Linked DNA regions of Homo sapiens: region 1 is linked to region 2. Evidence: read pairs that join two places in POLR2A ChIA-PET (ENCODE). Cell type or tissue: GM12878. All regions are shown on one strand. Links, peaks and the distances in the headings refer to the core of each region. The heading gives the core; the rest is flanking DNA.

The links. Peaks named below come from ENCODE experiments on the same cell type or tissue, not always from the same donor. Only the 100,000 strongest peaks of a DNase experiment are listed, where the experiment ranks them.
Region 1: POLR2A ChIA-PET joins it to region 2 with 13 read pairs; 10 of 35 experiments call an interaction of 5 or more read pairs at or near these places.

What each region holds. Positions count from the first base shown.
Region 1 is chrX:9,997,995-10,008,388 of GRCh38, reverse strand. No RefSeq gene overlaps it. Among named protein-coding and RNA genes, the nearest start is that of WWC3, 12 kb to the left of the region's middle. In GM12878, for the core only: no CTCF peak of the experiment used is centred there; a DNase peak (open chromatin) is centred at 4,618.
Region 2 is chrX:10,092,030-10,102,423 of GRCh38, reverse strand. It overlaps WWC3 (WWC family member 3), which reads right to left. Exons shown (of 24, transcript NM_015691.5): 8 at 8,143-8,292; 9 at 3,845-3,918. Among named protein-coding and RNA genes, the nearest start is that of CLCN4, 60 kb to the left of the region's middle. RefSeq lists an enhancer at 3,991-4,040. In GM12878, for the core only: no CTCF peak of the experiment used is centred there; DNase peaks (open chromatin) are centred at 4,033 and 4,222; H3K4me3 peaks cover 1,468 bases; H3K27ac peaks cover 1,562 bases.

The sequences.
Region 1 (10,394 bases), core at 941-8,940, 94 kb after region 2:
ATCTCCCGGGCTCAAGCAATCCTCCCCGCTCAGCTTCCAGAGTAGCTGAGACCACAGGCACAAGCCACCATGCTCGGCTAATATTCTAACTTTTTGTAGAAATGGGGTCTCACTATGTTGCCCAGGCTGGTCTCAAACTCCTGGACTCAAGAGATCTGCCCACCTTGGCCTCCCAATGTGCTGGGATTCCAGGCGTGAGCCACTGCACCTGGCCTGTTTCTAGGACTCTTTCTGCTCACAGTGTGGCTCGTGGACCAGCAGCGGCAGCATCACGGGGGAACTCATTGAAATGTCCACCCCAGGGCTGTTAGTTTAAGAAGCATCATATTACACCCCATGGAAGAGGATGGTGTGGGGGTGTAGGCATCTACAAAAACTTACTTTACAATATCGATTCACAGAGCCATCTGGGTAGTATTTGCCTTACTTCACCTCATAATCAAGAGGGGTTTATTTATCATTTAAGAGGTGCCAAGCCCTATGGCAATCCCTGAGCAAAGTGTAATCACAAGCCACTTTCACACTTGCTCTGCATGATAAGCACATTGAAGAGCCTGGATCTGTTTGTGACTCAGCTTTAGGCTTGCACAGTAATATACAGTTCAACTTCCCTGGCCCAGAAGTAGAAATGGAGAAGAAGCCAGCTGCAGGCCAACCACACTGTAACAGAGCTTGATTTTTGCCTTAGCTTACTATGCGTCTCCCCTGCCTGATGTCCCAACCCAGGGTCAGCTACATAGTTTGTGCTCTACGTTTTGCAGTGCAAAATGAAAACGCAGGACCCCTTGTTCCAAAAAAAAAAAAATCTCAAGAATTTCCAGATGGTAACAGTGGACCACTACAATAAGCACAAGCCCTTTGGAGCACAGTACCCTGTACAATTGCACAGGCAGCAGCCTTTGAAGCCGGCTCTGTCCATACCTTTCACTTCTAGTCAGGTGACCTTTGAAAATTCCAAAGAAACAACAATTTTCAGTGACAGCAGAGGAGATTGTTTTTGAGAATGGGACTCTGTCCCTGCAAATCAAACTACTTGCTGCCCAAGCCTTCTCTGCCAGCCCAGGTACTTCCCCGAGGTCAGCATGACCCCGTTGGCAGGAAGAACCTCCACTGCTCTTGACTCTCTTGGGTCCCTGGTGCTGGGGGTTGAATTGTGCTCCCCCACCCAAAAAAAGGATACGCTGAGGGCCTAGCCCTGGGTACATGTGGATGTGGCTTTATTTGGAAATGGGGTATTTGTAGATGCAGTTACTTAAGATGAGGTCATACTGGAGTAGGGTGGGCCTTTAATCTAATATGACTGGTGTCATATCATAAGGGAGGGCAGAAGGAACGCAGACACCAGGGTCATGTAAAAATGGAGGCAGAGATTGGAGTAATGAGGCCACAAGGCAACGAATGCCAAGGATTTCTGGCAAGCACCAGAAGCTGGGAGAGAGGCATGGAACAGATTCTACCCTGGAGCCTTCGGAGAGAGAGTGGCCCTGCCTCACACCTGCATTCCAGGCTTCTGGCCTCCAGAACTGTGAGAGAATCCATTTGTGTAGGTTTAAGCCATCAGTTTGTGGTCCTTTGTTACAGTGGCGCTAGGAAACTAACATGCCTGGAACCTTGCCCCCAGGCTCCTGCTGCTGCTTCAGTAGGGAACAGAGTCTATAGAACTCTGTTCACAGGGTCCCAATCAGTGCTGGGAAATCACAGGAAACAGAAGCCTGCCATGAAAGCCCCCAGAGATCCCACCAAACCCAGGAGCCCCAGGCATGACATGCTGGACCTCTCAAGTACATGCCGTAAACTGTAGCAGCCATATCCAGTGTAGACCAGAGGCAAACCACAAATGCCCACATTGGCCATGAGTTGCCCAAAGTTCAGATTTACCTTGGATCCCTGGCTATCCAACTTGCAGATGAGCAAAGTGGCTCTTTATAGAAGCATTCCAGATAATCCTAAAGGAGTGATGAAATTAGAGTTAGAATGAACAAATAGAACTTACAAGGGTTGACTAGATCTCAGCTTTGAGCATTACTGGCTGCTAACATCACAAAAAAGAAAGATGGCTAGACCCACTCTATGGTACTTTATTATAGACAGAACAGACTAAGACACCAGGATTTCTCACAGTAGCACGTCATGTCTCTCTTTTTTTTTTTTTTTGACAGAGTTTTTGCTCTGTTACCCGGGCTGGAATGCAATGGCGCAATCTCGGCTCACTGCAAACTCCGCCTCCTGGGTTCAAGCGATTCTCCCACCTCAGCCTCCCAAGTAGCTGGGATTATAGGCACCCGCCACCACGCCCAGCTAATTTTTGTAGTTTTAGTAGAGACGGGGTTTCACCATGTTGGCCAGGCTGGTCTCAAACTCCTGACCTCAGGTGATCTGCCCTCCTCGGCCTCCAAAAGTGCTGGGATTACAGGCATGAGCCAATAACCCCTACTGAATTTGTATTTGTGCTTACTTGTTAATATCTCTTCTCCCCTACTCGACTAGAACAGTGGTTCTCAACGAGGTGATTTTGCCCCCCAGAGACATTTGGCAATATCTGAGATATTTTTGATTGTCAAGACTATGGAGAGGGAAGAGGCGGTGCTGCTGGCATCTAGTGGGTAGAGGACACTGATTATAGGCTGCTAAACCTCATTCAAGGCACTGGACAACAAAGACTTACCAGCCTAAAACGTCAATAGCACCAAGGCTGAGAAATCCTGGGCAAGAAGCAACAGGAGGAAAAGAGCCATGTTTCATTCTCCACTGTCTATCTGCAAAGAGCAGGTAATCCAGATATATTTCTTAAATGAATAAAGGATTATCTTGTTAATCGCTAACATCACACCTTCTTGTCAATAAATGACCTCAAAATCGGTGACCACGGCTCAGACAAGGCCATTTTTTGAGGTATCCAAAATTGAATATTATTTGGAGTATTCATAAAAAGATATCTTCCTGCTGTCATCACAAAAAGAGAGACACCAGACATGCTGTGCCTTTAGGGAAGAAAACACCACCACCTACAAGAAAATCCTTCCCCAAAACCCAAATCTGATTAAAGCCTCTAGAAAGATTCCACAGATTCCAAAGGCCTTCATTAGCAAATAGAAAGGACATTTATCTATCTATCTTAGGATTCCTTTAAGCGCAAAGGTCTTTAGAGCTGGAGGGAAAAATACACATCTTAAGAACCAGATAAATACAAAATCTCAAGTGATCTATGCTGTCAGCCTACAAATGTCCAGGTGTATGTAGAAGAATCAATAACGTGTGTGACTTAAAACTAAGGGTTAGGAGCCTCGAGAGCAACTCCCGTAAATTATGTCATCAGGGACATAGCAATTATGAGTAGGGTTCAAGTACCCCATTAGGGTCATTGACAAGAATTTAGTCAGGGTGCAGCCCAAATCTTGGGTGTGTATACCGGCTCAGTCACTAGGATGGTAACGGTCAGCTGTAAGAGGGTGAATCTTTCAGCTCCAGGAGGATTTAGGGAAAGTACAGCAACTCTTAAGAGAATCAAAACTGTAGGATTCATATTCGGAATGCAGAAAGAATCTGTGCGTATTTGATGTTCCATGTATTCATAAAGTTTAAAAGAATTTCTAAGCTTTGGAAATCACTGTAAAATGTATAATTGAGTAATCTTGTGATCTTAGTTGAAAACTATTTTTTTTCTTGTCACTGACTGGAGGCTCATGAAAACTAAATTATATACAGTGTTGGAACATTCTAAGAGAACTTAAGTTTCACCATGTCAATTTAATTCATTAAATTTAAAAGAGTTATTTGTAAACTTGGGAATGTATTTGTTTATTGAGACAACTGAAGCAATTAAGAAGGGAATTGAGTGTAGTCTGTTACAAGTTTTAAATATATTTTAAAATGCATGAAGGTGTTTAAATTTGTAAATAGGGTCAAGTATTTTCCAAAGGCCTCTTAAAAGTGGTTGCTATTATTTGCTGGACTTAAAATAGAATTTAAAAAGAAAAGAGAATAATAAGATTTCTAGACTGAACTTAGAAGGTTAAAGGAAAACTAGGCATTAGAACTCGTAACTCAAATAAATTGACTGTGAAATTTGTAAACCTGAATAAATCCCTTTTTGTGCACACACAACACTCTTGAAGGCTATGATCAACACTTCCGAAAGGTCATACAATGTCCAGATGAATGTGCTCGTGTAAAAAAATTACAAACTTATCTTTGCAATCCTATGTCAATAATGGCAAACCATATTGAAATACCATATTATTTACCAGATAAATTCCACCCTAACTCAGAAAGCTTACTCACCTCTCCAGAGTCTGCTTGAAGCTGATAAGATCTGATATGATGCAAGTTGCCTTCCTGCTAAGGGGCTTGTGTTTTCGTTTTTGCACAATCTCAATCTAACTTTCTGCCCTTGTTTTACATTCTCTCCCATTTATAGATTTGTGTGTGTGTGTCTGTGTATTTGTGTGTGATTTGGTTGTCATCTCAATAAGCTATTTCATCACTAACCAACTGATTTATGCTCCTTATAAAGGATCAGTTTAACTCTGTCACTTTAGCTAGAAGTGTTGATAGAAGGTCCTAATAATGCTGTTTGCAGCCATATGTGCTTTGGAAGTTACCGAGCTCTGACCGGGTGAATTCCACTGTGGTCTGATTGTGGCCAACAACAAAATGAGTCAACCATTCTCTGTGGTCCACAGAGCAGCACCATCAGCATCCTCATTAAAAATGGGGATTCTCGGCCGGGCGCAGTGGCTCACATCTGTAATCCCAGCACTTTGGGAGGCCGAGGCAGGCGGATCACGAGGTCAAGAGATCGAGACCATCCTGGCCAACATGGTGAAACCCTGTCTCTACTAAAAATACAAAAATTAGCTGGGCATGGTGGCACGCACCTGTAGTCCCAGCTACTTAGGAGGCTGAGGCAGGAGAATCGCTTGAACCTGGGATGCAGAGGTTGCAGTGAGCCAAGATCGTGTCACTGCACTCCAGCCTGGCGGCAAAGCGAGACTCAGTCTCAAAAAAAAAAAAAAAAAAAAAATGCGGGGAGTATTCTCAGGCCACACCCTGGACCTACAAAATCAGAATCTGCTCTTTAACAAGCTCCTCAGAATCAGAACCTGCTCTTTAACAAGCTCCTCAGGTGATTCCCATGCACATTAAGTTGAAGAAGCATTGATGAAGAAGGGGAGAAATGGGTGGGGCTAATAAAAAGAAGCATCAATCTAGACAAAAGTTCAGGTAACAGTAATCACTGTTTCAGTGATGTGTTGCTTGAGTTTTATGCTCAACAGAGTGCACAGTAGCATTTATTTATTTTTATTTTATTCTATTTTTGAGATGGGGTCTTGTTCTGTCACCTAGGCTGGAGTGCAGTGGCACAAACATGGCTCACTGCAGCCTCAACCTCCTGGGATGAAGCTGTCATCTCACCTCAGCCTCCCATGTAGCTGGGATCACAGGCACGTGCCATCATGCCTGGCTAATTTTTTGTAGAGACAGGATCTCACTTTGTCATCCAAGCTGGTTTTGAACTCCTGGGCTCAAGCAGTCCTCCCACTTCGGCCTCCCACAGTTTTTGGATTACAGGTGTAAGCCACTATACTCAGCCTTATTTTATGTGTGTGCGCATGTGTGTGTGTGTGTATGTTTTTGAAACGGAGTCTCGCTCTGTCGCCCAGGCTGAAGTGCAGTGGCATGATCTTGGCTCACTACAACCTCCACCTCCCGGGTTCAAGCAATTCTCTGCCTCAGCCTCCTGAGTAGCTGGGATTACAGGCACCCACCACCACACCTGGTTAATTTTTTGGATTTTTTTTAGTAGAGACGGGGTTTCACATCTTGGCAAGGCTGGTCTTGAACTCCTGACCTCATGACCCTCCTGCCTCAGCCTCCCAAAGTGCTGGGATTATAGGCATGAGCCACCGTGCCCACCTGCCCACCTGCCTGCCTTCCTTCCTTCCTTCCTCCCTCTCTCTTTTCTTTTCACCTTTGTTTGTTTGTTTTGTTTTGTTTTGAGGTGGAGTCTCGCTCTGTCGCCCAGGCTGGAGTGCAGTGGCGCAATCTTGGCTCACTGCAAGCTCCACCTCCCAGGTTCACACCATTCTCCTACCTCAGCCTCCCGAGTAGCTGGGACTACAGGCGCCCGCCACCACGCCCGGCTTTTTTTTTTTTTTTTTTTTTTTTTTTTTTGTATTTTTTAGTAGAGACGGGGTTTCACCGTGTTAGCCAGAATGGTCTTGATCTCCTGACCTCGTGATCTGCCCGCCTCGGCCTCCCAAAGTGCTGGGATTACAGGCGTGAGCCACCGTGTCCCGCCTCTCTCTGTCTTTTTTGAGACAGCATCTCACTATTTATGGTTGCCCAGGCTGGCCATAAACTCCTGGACTCAAGTGATTCTCCCACCTCAGCCTCCTGAGTAGCTGGGACTACAGGCGCATGCCACTGTGCCCAACTCTTGATTTTTTTCTAACTAGTTATAAACATAAAAATATTGTTTTCACACTATGCTTTTTTTCACAGTATTTTTTAAATCTAACTAAATGGTGATTTTTTTTTTAAAGGTTCCAAATGTTGGCAAGGGCACCGGAAAGCAGGAATTCCAGGGAATGTGAAGTGGTGCGTTTTTGAGGGCTGGCAATGGGGCCTCACATATATATCAAACACCTTACAAATGTTCGTACTCTTTGACCATTCCTAGGCATTTATCCAAGGAAAATAACCAGAGATGTGCATAAACATTAATGGGCAAGGATATTCATCATAGCATTATTTATAGTATTGAAAAATTGGAAACAGACTCCAACTTGCAGTTCTGGCAACTGGGCAGATTGGGTAATACATCCCCTACCCTCCATATTTCTCCAAACACATAGGCATGCTGTATAAAATAGAATACCAATATCAAATACGCAGACAAGCTAGGAAGAAAAATCCCTTTCCTCAGTCAGAAGGGGGTTGTATCCCTACTTAGACACTCACTGTTAAGGGCTGAGGTTTTCATTCCAGCACGAAAGTAAAAGACATGATGTTGACCCCATAAGACAGGAAGCTAGGCGGAACTGAGACTCCTGCATAAAGCTGGGACATGGACTGACCACCTCCTTCATGAAAGGGAGGAGTAGGCAAACTTCTCATCCTCCCAGGGAAGTAGCAAGGAAGCTTTTTTTTGGAGATGGAGTCTTGCTGTGTCACCCAGGCTGGAGTGCACTGGCGCCATCTTGGCTCACTGCAACCTCCGCCTCCCCAGTTCAAGCAATTCTCCTGCCTCAGCCTCCCGAGTATCTGGGATTACAGGCACCCGTCACCACGCCCGGCTAATTTTTGTATTTTTAGTAGAGACGACGTTTCACCACATTGGCCAGGCTGGTCTCGAACTCCTGACCTCTGGTGATCCGCCCTCCTCAGCCTCCCAAAGTGCTGGGATTACAGGTGTGAGCCACCGTGCCTGGCCAAGGAAGCTTGTTTCTTGTAGATACTCCAAGGGAGGGAATGGAAAACAATCTTAGAAGAAAACAGAATCTCAAGTCCATGCATGGAGTTGTGGAGTGTGAATGCACACCATCCTTGTGGCATGGAAATTCCAGACGAGAAATTAGTGGAAAAACGGGCCCCAGTCCAGTCCCTGGAGTATCTGGCAGAAACAAACGTAATCTACTTGAGAATTAGTAGCCTGAGAAATTAAGATAATAAAACTTAAATACTAAAACTTGGTTGTAGTAACCAGTTATTTTAAATTCTTTTGGAGTTGATGAGACATGAATTCTCAGAGTAGATAAACAAAAACAAATCCACACCTGTACGTGTCATATTAAAACTTCAAAACACAAAAGTTAAGAGAAAAATTTAACAAGAAGAGAGGGAAAAGAATCACCTACAAAGGAAAATGAAGTCATTTGATAATAAGAATCGCACCAGTAACAAAAGAAGCAGGAATGCAACGAATAATATCTTCCACCAGCTGAAAGAAAACACCTGATAATTTAAAACTCTATAACCAGATAAACTAATGTTTAAGAACTTAAGAAACAGGCCGGGTGCAGTGGCTCCAGTCAAGTGTAATCCCAGGACTTTGGGAGGCTGAGGCAGGCAGATCACTTGAGGTCAGGAGTTCAAGACTAGCTAGGACAACATGGCAAAACCCCATCTCTACTAAAAGTACAAAAATTAGCCGGGCATGATGACAGGCGCCTGTAATCCCAGCTACTCAGGAGGCTGAGGCAGGAGAATCACTTGAACCCGGGAGGTTGAGGTTGCAGTGAGCCGAGATTGCACCACTGTACTCCAGCCTGGGTGACAAAGCAAGACTCTGTCTCAAAAAAAAAAAAAAAAAAAAAAAAGAACTTAATAAATAGGCAAAATCTATATTTAAAAACAACAACAACAACTTAAGGCACTACTAGAAGACTCAAAGGAAGTCTTGACCAGAGGGAAGAGCTTGAATAGGAAATCACCAAATTAATCTACTAATTTTATAAAATCCCAAATAGTATAACAATATATTTTTACCAATAGATAAGCTATCTTAAAAATGGAAAACACAGTGAAAGAGTCAGAAAACATTGCAAAAAAGAAGACTAAGTGGAAAAGGCAGGACTTGGTCTGTTTGATACTGAAAGACACTGTAAAGCTGGCATAATTGAAAAAGTGCATTACTGAAGCATTAGTAAGCAGATAGGCTAATGAAGAAGGGAACTGAAATGAGTACACAGCATAAGAAATTAGCACATGATAAAGTGGGGGTGCGAATGTGTGGGGAAAATGGCACGATTCAATCAATAACATTGACCTGGCTGGGTGTGGTGGCTCACGCCTGTAATCCCAGCACTTTGGGAGGCCGAGGCGGGCAGATCATGAGGTCAAGAGATCGAGACCATCCTGGCCAACATGGTGAAACCCCATCTCTACTAAAAATACAAAAATTAGTGGGCATGGTGGTAGGTGCCTGTAATCCCAGCTACTTGGGAGGCTGAGGCAGGACAGTTGCTTGAACCCGGGAGGCAGAGGTTACAGTGAGCCGAGATCGCGCCACTGCACTCCAGCCTGGGCGACAAAGCCAGACTCTGTCTCAAAAAAAAAAAAAAAAACAAAACAAAAACAAAAACCATTGAGCAACTCTGCTGCAGCCACCTGGAGAAAATCTGTGCTGAATTCTCTGGCAGGGACTGGTATCCATCGTCACTGGAATCCATTCTCCCCTTCTTGCAGGACACATGGATACATTTGGTGGCCCCATTTGTGGTTGGGGGTGGCTATAATGTTAAAGTTGTCCATGGAGTGTGGGTAGAAGTAAGAGGTGTGGATTCTGGCCCAGGACTTAAGACATCCTAGAGGTGTGTGTCCTTCATGCTCTCTTTCCTCTTGCCACTTGCTGCTACCCACAGATGGAGGCAGCCCACCATCAAGCTAGAGACAAGGACAACATCCTAGGGGGTGGACCGGAAACAAGAGGAAACCTGAATCCCCAAATGACTCTTTGGAACCAAGTCACCCAGTGATCTCGAGTGTCTACCTCGGTCACTTGGTGAGATTTGTAGTTTAAGTCACTGAATTATTATTATTATTGTTATTTTTTGAGATGGAGTCTCACTCTGTCACCCAGGCTGGAGTGCAGTGGTGTGATCTCGGCTCACTGCAACTTCCACCTCCCAGGTTCAAGCGATTCTCCTGCCTCCGCCTCCCGAGTAGCTGGGATTACAGGCATGTGCCACGATGCGCGGCTAATTTTTGTATTTTTAGTAGGGACAGGGTTTCACCATGTTGGCCGGGCTGGCCTCGAATCCCTGACCTCAGGTGATCCACCTGCCTCGGCCTCCTGAAGTGCCAGGATTACAGGTGTGAGCCACCACACCCGGCCAAGTCACTGAATTTTATGAATCTCCTTTCTAAAACAGACTAGCTTTTACTCTGTCTCATACAGATCCCAAACTCACATCTCAACTAAATAAACTCTAGATGGATCAAAATCTAAATGCAAGCAAACAAAGTAAGTATGGGGGATTTTGGTGTTTTTTTTTGTTTCCTTTTGTTTTGTTTTATTCGAGACAGGGTCTTGCTCTGTTGCACAGGCTGGAGTACAGTAGTGTGATCATGGTTCACTGCAGCCTCAATCTCCCAGTCTAGACCAATCCTCCTGCATCAGCCTCCATAGTAGCTGGGACTACAGATGTGCGCCACCATGCCCAGCTAATTTTCTTATCTTTTGTACAGACGGAGTGTTGCTATGTTGCCCAGTCTGGTCTCAAACTCCTGGGCTCAAGCCATCTTCCCACCTCAGCCTCCCAAAGTGCTGGGATTGCGGGCGTGAGCCACTATGCCCCGTTATGTGGGGAAATTACTATACAATTTTTAAATTAGAAACAAATTTTATGTTTATATCTTACTTGTACAACTTGATGATTTGATATATGTGT
Region 2 (10,394 bases), core at 834-8,833:
CGTGGACATAAGTGTCTTCTCAGGTGTACTTCCTCTTCTTGTTTCCTCCAGCCCCAGCCATCCCCTCTCGGACCTTTTACTACACCCCTCTGGCCAGTCTCGTCCTCGCCAGGCCTTTGATTGGACTTCCTCAGGCTCAGTCCTGGCATCTCCTCTTTTCTCCCTGTGTTCCATCTCCCAAGGTGAGCCCAGCTGCTCGGTGACTTCATCTCTATGCCATCTGGGTTCCTCAAATGGCCCTCCTCCACATACCACCATCTGAATGGCTCACACTTAATCTTTCCAACTCAAACGTCCCAGCATGCCCAGCAATTCTGACCCCTCTTCGGGGCATCGTGGCCCCCATGCCGTGGCCTGCCTCCCTGCTCATGCATCCTCCATTCCAGCCTGGCTGGCCTTTGCTCTGCAATTCCAGGCCAGTCCAGCTGCTGCAGAGTGACACCTTACCCCCACTCCTGACCCCCACTCTTACCTGAGAAAGCCCATCCCCAATGGACGGCGACTGGAATCCCAGCACTCCTTCAGGACCCAACTCCAATGCCATTTTCTCCAACCCCCAAGGAGAGGATTAATTATGGAGTTCAAAGGCTAGTAGCCCTTTTGAATGTCCATGAAGGCCCAGAACTGTTAGTCTAGCTCGGTGTGTTGACGTATCACACCTTGAACATAGTCCTTGAAAGGGAGAGACAGTTCCTTGCCTACCTCAGATCCCTAAAGGCACCCATGTCTTGAAGCCCTTTCCCTTCTCAAGTCAAGGCGAGAGACCCCAAGGCTCACACCTGGATGGAGGTTTGAGGAAGGGACCCAGGAGCAGAGCAGTTGGCCTGGAGCTGACCTGGCCCCGGGACTGCCCTGGCTTGCCCCGTCCCAGGGGCAAAGGCCAAATAGCAAATGCAACCACACGGGACCCTCATTTACTCATTCAATAAATATTCACCAAGTATGTAGCTGCTGGGCTTACAGCAATGACCTACAATCCCTGCACTCATGAGGGTTATTTACATTTTCACAGGGAGAGACAGGCAGTAAGAAAAGTAAACACTGGTTAGGTAATAACATTTGCTCAGCCAATCAGGGGGACCGGGGTGAGGACAGGGTGGTGAGGTTTTATTCAGGATGGTCAAGGAAACCTCTCTTAACAAGGTGATCAAAAGGAGAGGTCATGTGACAATTTGGAGAAAAGCCACCCCATTCCAGACAGAGAAGACAGAACAGGCCAAGGGCACTGTATGAGTTTGCTCTTTTCTGCCCCAAATTACCACAAGCTTAATGGCTTAAAGCAACACCTATTATTCCCTTACAGTTCTAGAGGGCAGAAGTCGAAAATGGGTCTACAGGGCTGCGTTCTTTCTGGAGGTTCCAGGGGAAAATCTGTTTCTTTGCACCTTCCAGCTTCTAGGGGCTGCCCGTGCTCCTTGGCTCCTGGCCCCACACTATTCTGATCTCTGATTCCAACCTCACATCTCCTTCTCTACTGCCGACCGTCCTGTCTCTCTCTTATGAGGACTCTTGTGATGACACTGAGCCCACCTGGATCATATAGGCTCATTTCCCCATCATCTCAGGATCCCTAATTTAATTACATCCACGAAGTCCCTTTTGCCATGGAAAGCCACATCTTCACAGGCTGTGGAGATCAGGATGCAGACACCTTGACGGACCATCATTCTGCCAGCTGCAGATGCTAGGTCAGGAGTTGGCTCGGTGGGACTGAGGCCCGGTGGGAGGCCCGAGGGGCTGCTCAGTGCAGGCGTGCTTGTACATCTGAGGAACATCGAGGGGCCGATTGGCTGGAGCAGGGTGAGTGGGGAGCAGGCTGATGCCTGTGAGTCAGCAGGCGACCTGCTCATGTAGGCCCCTTGTTGTCCATGCATCGTGAAGATTCAGGAGCAAGACAGGAAGAAGCCCCAGGGCGAGGTTTCTGGACCTTGGCACCGCGGCCATGCTGAGCCGGGTAAGTCTTTGCTGCGGGGGCCATCCTGTACACAACAGGATGTCAAGCAGCCTCCCTGGCCCCTGCCCTAGAGTTGGGACACCTAAACATGTCTGCAGACACTGCTGGAGGTCTCCTGGAGGGTGAAGGCCTTGCTCCCTGTGTGGAGCCCCACTATGCTAGTGGGAAAAGGACAGGCAGCACCTGTGCAGGCCCACCCAGGTGGAGTTTAAAAGAAATCTCTGATTTTTAAATGCTCCAACACAGCCCACAGAGGCACTTCTGACATGCCGCTACTGTCAGTGGAAGGTGGACCTTCCTCTGTAGCTGTGGTGCGTTTCCTAACAAGGTTCTGGCCATCTTGAAATAATATGGTATTTTATTCAAAAGAACTGATGAAGTACCATGCCTGCCCCTTGAACAATTTTCTTAAATACTCGACTTTTCACCCAAATGTATTATCCCAACATTTAGAAGGTTACTCACCATATACTGGCACCATCTCTAGAAAACAAAGAAATCACTTGCTATGTTTGGTAAATGTCACAACCAAACACGTAACAATCATGTTCCTAAGTGTAGCAAATTCCAGCACCCACACTCCGCAGTTTCACCAGAAACAGGCAAGAGCAGACGAATACTCAGAAGAGACAATCGCTCCTCACAAACTCTTGCAGGCTACAGAGAAGGAATATGCATGATAATGAAGAATCACCACACAGACAACTGGTATTGCCAAATGAACTTGGCACTGTTCTGTGGGGAAATTTAAAGCCCACCACGAGTCCATCCTAAAAAGCCAAGAGGCACTGGTTAGAAAACCTCCTAGAAAACAGAAGGCCCATGTCCGTTTAAGTTGGCCCTGGAGCACTGAATCATATGATGTGCTTTTGTTGCTATTTTTACATTTTTTAAAAAGCCAACAAAGTAGCTTTCCAGACGTCCATGAATGGTACAGTGTGCTGAGCAGGCCTAACTGTTTAGCTTCCAGAAAGAACTCCCTCACCCCACCCGACATTCTGCTATTCTGCTCTCCCCGCCCCCCATGACAATATTTCATTTGTGACTCAAGTAACTTTTTAAAAAAGATATGCTTGATACTCTTCTGAAGCACTTATTTGGAAATAATTTGGCTTTAAGACTCTTTCCAGAAGGCACAAACTAGAGAAAGTCCCTAAAAAGAGAATACAAAAGTCAGAGAGGAGAAGAATATTGAAAACGGGAGCCCTGCACAGCTGAGGAGACACGTGACGCCCTAAAATACTATGCCATGCGAGGGTTCGGAAGCCTCTCAGCTTTGTGCATGTCAGAGGATGAAGACTGGAAGGGAGGGAGGGAAGTGAGGAAAGAGAAACACAAGTGCACAAAGTGGGTCAAGCTGCAATTTGCAGGAGGCCAATGGTTTACGACACAGGACAACATAAATGGAATGAAATCAATTAGGTACTGCTCACCTGTTGACCTAATGCTTATTGAATGTCTTATAACCAAGATACATGGCTTTGCCCATTAGCTTATGGAGTTAGAAGCCACACATATAAAAGATCAAGTGGTTTCACTTATGACACCCTCTGGAACTGATGCTCGTCTATTGGAAGGAGGGAAGGGAAGGAGGGGTAGAGGTTCTGAACCACCGGGGATGACAAAGCCAAAAAAGTTTCTATTCTTATGGAATCACGTCTGTATAACTGTTTGTAATATTGCAAATTTCACATTTTAAATGCACTTGAAATGTTGTCATATGTATGTATTAAGCTACACGTAAATGAAGATCCTTGACTTGGTATTCTATCAAACGCTGTTCTCCGATGAGACGTGACCAATCACACACAGGAACTATGCCACGCTTCCTTCCACAGGAGAAAGTAAGTAAGTAAGCAGAAGGCGAGGTTGGAAAAAAGTGCTTCTTACCTCTTTCTGGCTTCTTCATATTGCCAATTAAGTCTGACTCGGTCTACAAGTCTTGTTTTATCATCAAAGACAAACTTTCCGGAACAGAAGAGAGAAAAAAAGAAAGGAAACGCATATTAAAAACATATTTCCAAAATAGCAACTTCACTTAAACTTTCGGCAGCAATGAGAAATATTCTTCATCTCTTTCACTTTCAATCTGTGCAAGGTCTGGAAGGAAACACTGAATAACCCTTTGCGGCCACCCCTGGCTGGGGAGGGGGGAGGGGGAAGGGAAGACTCTTGCTTGCCTAAACTGGTAGGGTTTTTTGTTTTTTTTTACAGCAGCAGCATATCTATCTATTCTGTAATTCCAAACAACAACCACAAATTAGGTTTTAAAAGAAGTAGGAAATTACTTAGTAAAAGTTGATACAAAGGCAAAAACCAGTCACCCGATTTTGTGCAGTACATTCTCTAATTCCTCAGTAAACGTAAAATAATGATGTTCTACTCAGAAGCTCCACGGTCTGAGGAAGCTGGACTAGCTGTGTGACGGATGGGCTGGTGGACGCCTTCTGATGCCACGAGGTGTGTTAAAGAACCAAGGGCAAGCCAGGCGCGGTGGCTCACGCCTGTAATCCCAGCACTTTGGGAGTCTGAGGCGGGCGGATTACGAGGTCAGGAGATCGAGACCATCCTGGCTAACACGGTGAAACCCCGCCTCTACTAAAAATACAAAAAATTAGTCGGGCGTAGTGGCAGGCGCCTGTAGTCGCAGCTACTCGGGAGGCTGAGGCAGGAGAATGGCATGAACCCAGGAGGCGGAGCTTGCAGTGAGCCGAGACTGAGCCACTGCACTTCAGCCTGGGCGACAGAGCAAGACTCCGTCTCAAAAAAAAAAAAAAAAAAAGAACCAAGGGCAAAAGGAAAGCAAGCAAGGTCTCAAAAAGCCAGAGCTCGGGGAGTACCAATATAGAGTTAGCCTAAATGCGGTGCTCTGTGACGAGTAGATATACTTAAATATTTTTGTACCAGTTACATTGATGACAATAAAATCCTACACAAAACAAAAAAAGACATGTACAGGAAGTAACTGTAGTACATTTTGGTTAATTCCTCATTCCTGCAAATATTCACACAACTCCAGTTTCAATAAATCAGCTCCATCTGTTGATCTGACCTTACTAGATCACATATTATGGCCACCAAGTCTTTACATTTTTGAAATAACTTCCCATCAACAAGTATCTGAAAATATTCAACTTGAATGATTAGCAGTGAATTTATCGACACGAGTTTTGATCTATGTTGATGAAAAATGTCTTCGCAAATTTATTGCCTTGAATGGCAAGATGAAAAAGTGCCTTACAAGGGACTGAGCATTCTCCAACCAGAATGACAATTGTTCATGGTTTCTTTTTTTGAGACAGGGTCTCGCACTATTGCTCAGACTAGAGTGCAGTGGCACAATCACAGCTCACTGCAGCCTCAACCCCTTGGGCTCAAGCGATCCTCCTGCCTCAGCCTCCCAAGTAGCTGGGACTACAGGCATGAGCCACCACGCCCAGGTGGTTGCCCAGCCATGTTGCCCAGACTGGTCTTCAACTCATGGGCTCAAGCAATCTGGCCACCTCTGGCCACCTCAGCCTCCCAAAGTGCTAGGATTACAAGCATGAGCCACTGTGCCTGGCCACAATTATACATGTTTAAACGGCCTCATCCAATGCTCCTCTCCAGCTTCCTCAGTATAAATATATTTAAGTGGCAGTGCCACAGCTCCAAAAGCTGTCCACAGTGGAGATGAGCTACTTGCCATTTCAGTCCCCTCTTTATTAGTGACCCTGCAATCAACTCATCAAGATCAGTAAACATCATCTCTCAAACCTCTTCTCAAAGCTGTATGCACCTCTCTCTAAGCTTTGTTTCTGTACTCTTCTTTGAGAATTAAATGGACATTTTAGTGAAAAGAAAAGACAGCCAAATGGATCCAAGAGACTCCTGCTTCAGAGTTCCTATGCAGCGCTACAGCGTGTGCAACCCTGTGGCTGCAAATCTCCAGTCTCAAAAAGCACATCTGACATACAGCAATATCCACCCCACAAAACAGACTCAACACAAGCACAAAGTGAGGTAGGCAGACTTCTAAGAAGGCCCCTAATGACCAACACCTCCTGGGATTCTCCCCGTGTGAAATTCCCTCCCCCTGAGAATAAACTGGGTCTATAACTTGACTCTAACCAATAGAACAGAACAAAGGTGATGGGAAGTCATTTCTGTGAATAGGTTACAAAAGACTGTGACTTCCATCTTGCTAGCAGACTCTCAGCTGGTACACTTTGACGAAGCAGGCTGCCGTGCTGGAGCAGCCCATGTGGCAAGGAACTGAAGCCCTCAGTCCAGCAACCTGTGAGGAACTGAATCCTGCCAACAATCACATGAGCTTAAGAGTGGCCCCTCCCCCAGGTGAGCTTTTGGATGAGACCACAGTCCTGGCTGACACCTTGATTGCAGGGAAGTTCCTGAGAGACCCTGGAGCAGAAGACCCAGCCCAGTCTCCTGGACCACATCAAGCATGAGATAATAAAGGAGTGTTGTTGTAAGAGGCTAGGTTTTGGGGAAATCTGTTATGCAGCAATGGTTAGCTAATACAGTCATAGCCTTTTGATCTATTTTTCTATAACATGATGTGGTTTCTTAGAAAGTACAGGGGTTTAGGGATGAGAAATGTTTCAAAACCAGACCTGCCTCTCCTCAGCTACAAGACCTTAGGTAACCTGGCATCTCGGTCTCCTGCACATCACACAGGATGGGAACAACTACTTAAACTGAGATAACAGCTATGAGATTGCTGACCTAGGGTCAGCCCCGGTAAACTTCAGGAGCTTATCAACAATGAGCAGTGACTGCTCAAGTAGCATAACCAGCCACCACTCCTCACCTGACATTTTTAGAAGGGTTGACCTAAATCACTGGAGAACCTTCTATCTTAACTGTTTCTCTCAAACTAAATTCTAATTCTAACCTTACAATAAGCAGCAATGAATTATTCACGAATTCAATGAGTCTTACACTTGTTTCCTTCTCTCGCTCCAAAATCTTTACGCAAAAATGCCAAACATTTTTGAATTACAGATTCTCCTCTGTGTGTTACAGATGGCGACCATATTCTTTCATCCAAAGAAGATGCCTAGTCAAAAACGGCCAAGTGTACGTTTGGAACAACGCAGGCAAATTTGAAAATAGGACTGTTCCAGGACACCCAAGACATAAAGGGCCGTGATTTCCTACATTATACTCCACTCGAAGAGGCACTAGTTGCTAAGATTTCAAAATATTAATTAGCTAATTATTTAAAACCCAGAGTTTTCCATCAATTGTTTTTTCCTCCTTTTGTTGCTTTCCTTTTATTTATTTAATTTCGGGGGAGGGGTGGCACTGTGCATTCCATTGATACCTCATCTTTACTTAATAATCCTTAAAAAAAAAAAAAGAAGCTCTTTAAACTGTTTTTCCATTTGGTAACAAATTAATGTCAAGCTTCACTCAATGATATTACAATACTAGCGTCTTTGAATATCCACCATCCTGCTTCAAATGGTGATTTTCCCAACTTTGTTTTTGTGGCTAACTCAAGGCTTCGCTAATTAACAAAGGAGGCATTATGACATTCTTCCAAGTCTCAAACAAAAATGACTTTTAGTTCAATTCAATTTCCTGACATTCTTTTAGAAGAGTAAGAAACAGCAATAAAGTAACACCCAAGGTGGCACAGCTATAAAGCCTTTGGAAATCAGTGGTCTAAGGCAGGAATCAGTAACTATGGCCCTGGGGCCAAATCCAGCCCACTGGCTGTTCCGTAAGTGAACGTTTGAGCAGCTCGAGGCCCCAGTCTTACATGCTTGCAAGGCATCTCTGTTATGGCTGCATGTACACTACAATGACAGGGTGGGGCAGTTCCAGCAGAACTACCTGCAAAGCCTAAAATAGTGACTATATTTACTATCTGGCCCTTCACAGAAAAAGCGTGGGGACTCATGCTCTAAAAAGTGATATGTCTGTCAAAAGAACAGTGAAACTCAACTCTCACAAGGAGTATGTCATTTATAAGAGTCCAAATCATAAGGGCAGCAGTAATAAGCAATTCAATTGTATCACACAGCTGGATGTGAGACACAACACTTTTTCTTCAAACTTAATGGCACAAAAGTGAAGGCATTTCTTAAGTGAACATGGAAAATTACACCAAACCAGTGATGGCAACACTGAAGCAGCCCTCCCCTCTCCCGGTGCATTTCTCCCCCTGGGCGCGCATATACCTCCCCGATGATATCAGTCTGGGAGCCGGCATCGCAGAACTGCTGGGGTACACCAGCATCGCCAGGCACGCCTACATGGTGAGGGAAGTCCACTAGAGAGTCGGTAACGGAGCAGCTGTTCTTGAAGCTATCGGTCAGCTTGGCCAGGCTCTGGAACACAATGAGACAAGCTCTTTGAACGGAGATGGTGATGTGTCTCTTCCCTCCAGAAGTGGTTCTCTCATTTGTTTTAGGTCTGCTGCATTATTTATTACTGAACAGTTGCCCCACCTCACCCCCATGCTCGTTAGATTTCACATAAATGCCCTTCATCACAGGCACCTCTAATAAAATTCTTAGTCATTTAAATCACATCGCAACTAAGTCCCCCTGGCAGCATGTGAATAAAATAGAGGACAATTATGGTACCATTTTTACTGGTTCTTAAACCTTCATGTTTCCTAAAGAAAAAAATAAGTATTTCTATCGAAAATGTAAATGAGCCTGACAGAGATGAATGCTGCCTTGAGATTGTTACAGAGGAAAAACAGGGAAGGGGAAAACAGCTCCCAGACAATGCTTACGTATTTCTTTTTCAGTTCTTTGAGTTGCTGTTTTAGCTTACGTATTTTTATAAACCTCATTTCTCAGTCATAATTCTACATGGTCAAAAGTAATCTCATATGTATGTTGGTTTGCCAAAAATTAGAGTTAGTATGCATTCTGGCACATGAAATCTCTCTGTGTGGCAGTTTTAAGCAGAAATCAGAATTCTGATTTTTTTTTTTTTTTTTTTTTTTTTTGAGAGAGGGTCTCACTCTATCACTCAGGCTGGAGTGCAGTGGCACAATCATAGCTCACCGTAGCCTCGACCTCCTTGGCTCAGGTGATCCTCCGACCTCAGCTTCCTGAGTACTTGGGACTACAGGTATGCCACCACACCCAGCTAAACTTTTGTTTGTTTGTTTGTTTTTGTAGAGACCAGGTCTCACTATGTTGCCTGGGCTTTTCTCAAAGTTCTGGGCTCAAGCTATCCTCCTGCCTCAGCCCCCCAAAGTGCTGAGATTATAAGCATGAGCCACTGCACCCAGCCAGAAATCAGATTTTTGACCATTTCTTTTAGACTTCTGAATATATTCACTTTCAGCAAATTTTACTACAGACACCAGAACCAAAAATGCCCAAGTGCAGTAGAACTCACAAAACTGGCTTGAGATTGAGATAAGGCCTTCTTGGGAGGGGCCAATATTGTTAAGTTCACATAAGAAAGGCAAAACAACTTATTTAACCTGGATAGAAGAGGACTCTGCCTGTGCCTCTTCCTGGAGCTTCTCAGAGTTTGAGAGGCTATGGAGACGTCAAAGAAGGTGCTCGAGCCTGAAGCTTCTTCCAGAAATTCTATCTGTTGCCTCCACGGTGGGAATTCAAGCAAGGCAAATGAGTGGCTGGCCCTGGTGCTGCACACGGTGGCCTCAGAGAGGCCGGGGCAGGCAGCCCTGCTTGGCCTCATGGCGTAAAGCCTCTGTGTCTCCACCATGGAACACCACATGGTTCAGCCTGCGGTATTGACGATGGGTAACAAACATGGGGCATCTTGTTTGATGTCAGCTGAGCAGAGACCTCAATAAATGGTAGCTGTTCTCAGTGCTACCTGTGTGCCAAAAAAAAAAAAAATCTAACAATTAACCATTTACTTATCACAACCTGGAGAGGTCATCTGAAAATAGATTCCTAGGCCCTACCTCCAGAGATTCTAATTCAGTGAGTCTAGGGTGGGGCCTGGTAATCTGCATCTTAACAAGCACCATGAGGACTCTCCGCAAGTCCCTCATGGCCTTGACCTTAGAAGGCACTACCCAGGCAGGGTAGTTTTTTTGTGCATCTGTCTCATTTTGCCTATGAGTTTGAGCTTTGCTTGTTCTGTCCTGTGGGTCTTATACTCTACAGAATCTAGACACATGCCAGCAGGCAGTAGGTGCTCACTTAGGGTAGCAGATGAAAAATAAAAGCTGTAACCAAAAGCACTGAATGCATTCCAGCACTTTACGTCATGAGGTCAAGCAGCGCTCCCCTGCCTTGGCCTCTCTGAGGCCACCATGTGCAGCACTAGGGCCAGCCACTCAGATGTCTTGCTTGAGTTTCCCACCATGGAGGCAGCTTTTTGCATTTGCAAAAGTTCAACTTTTTCTAAAAATAACAGAAACTACAAAAGCTCAAGGGGAAAAAAACATAAAGCAGTATAAAGCTACAATGATCCCAGCTATATATAATAC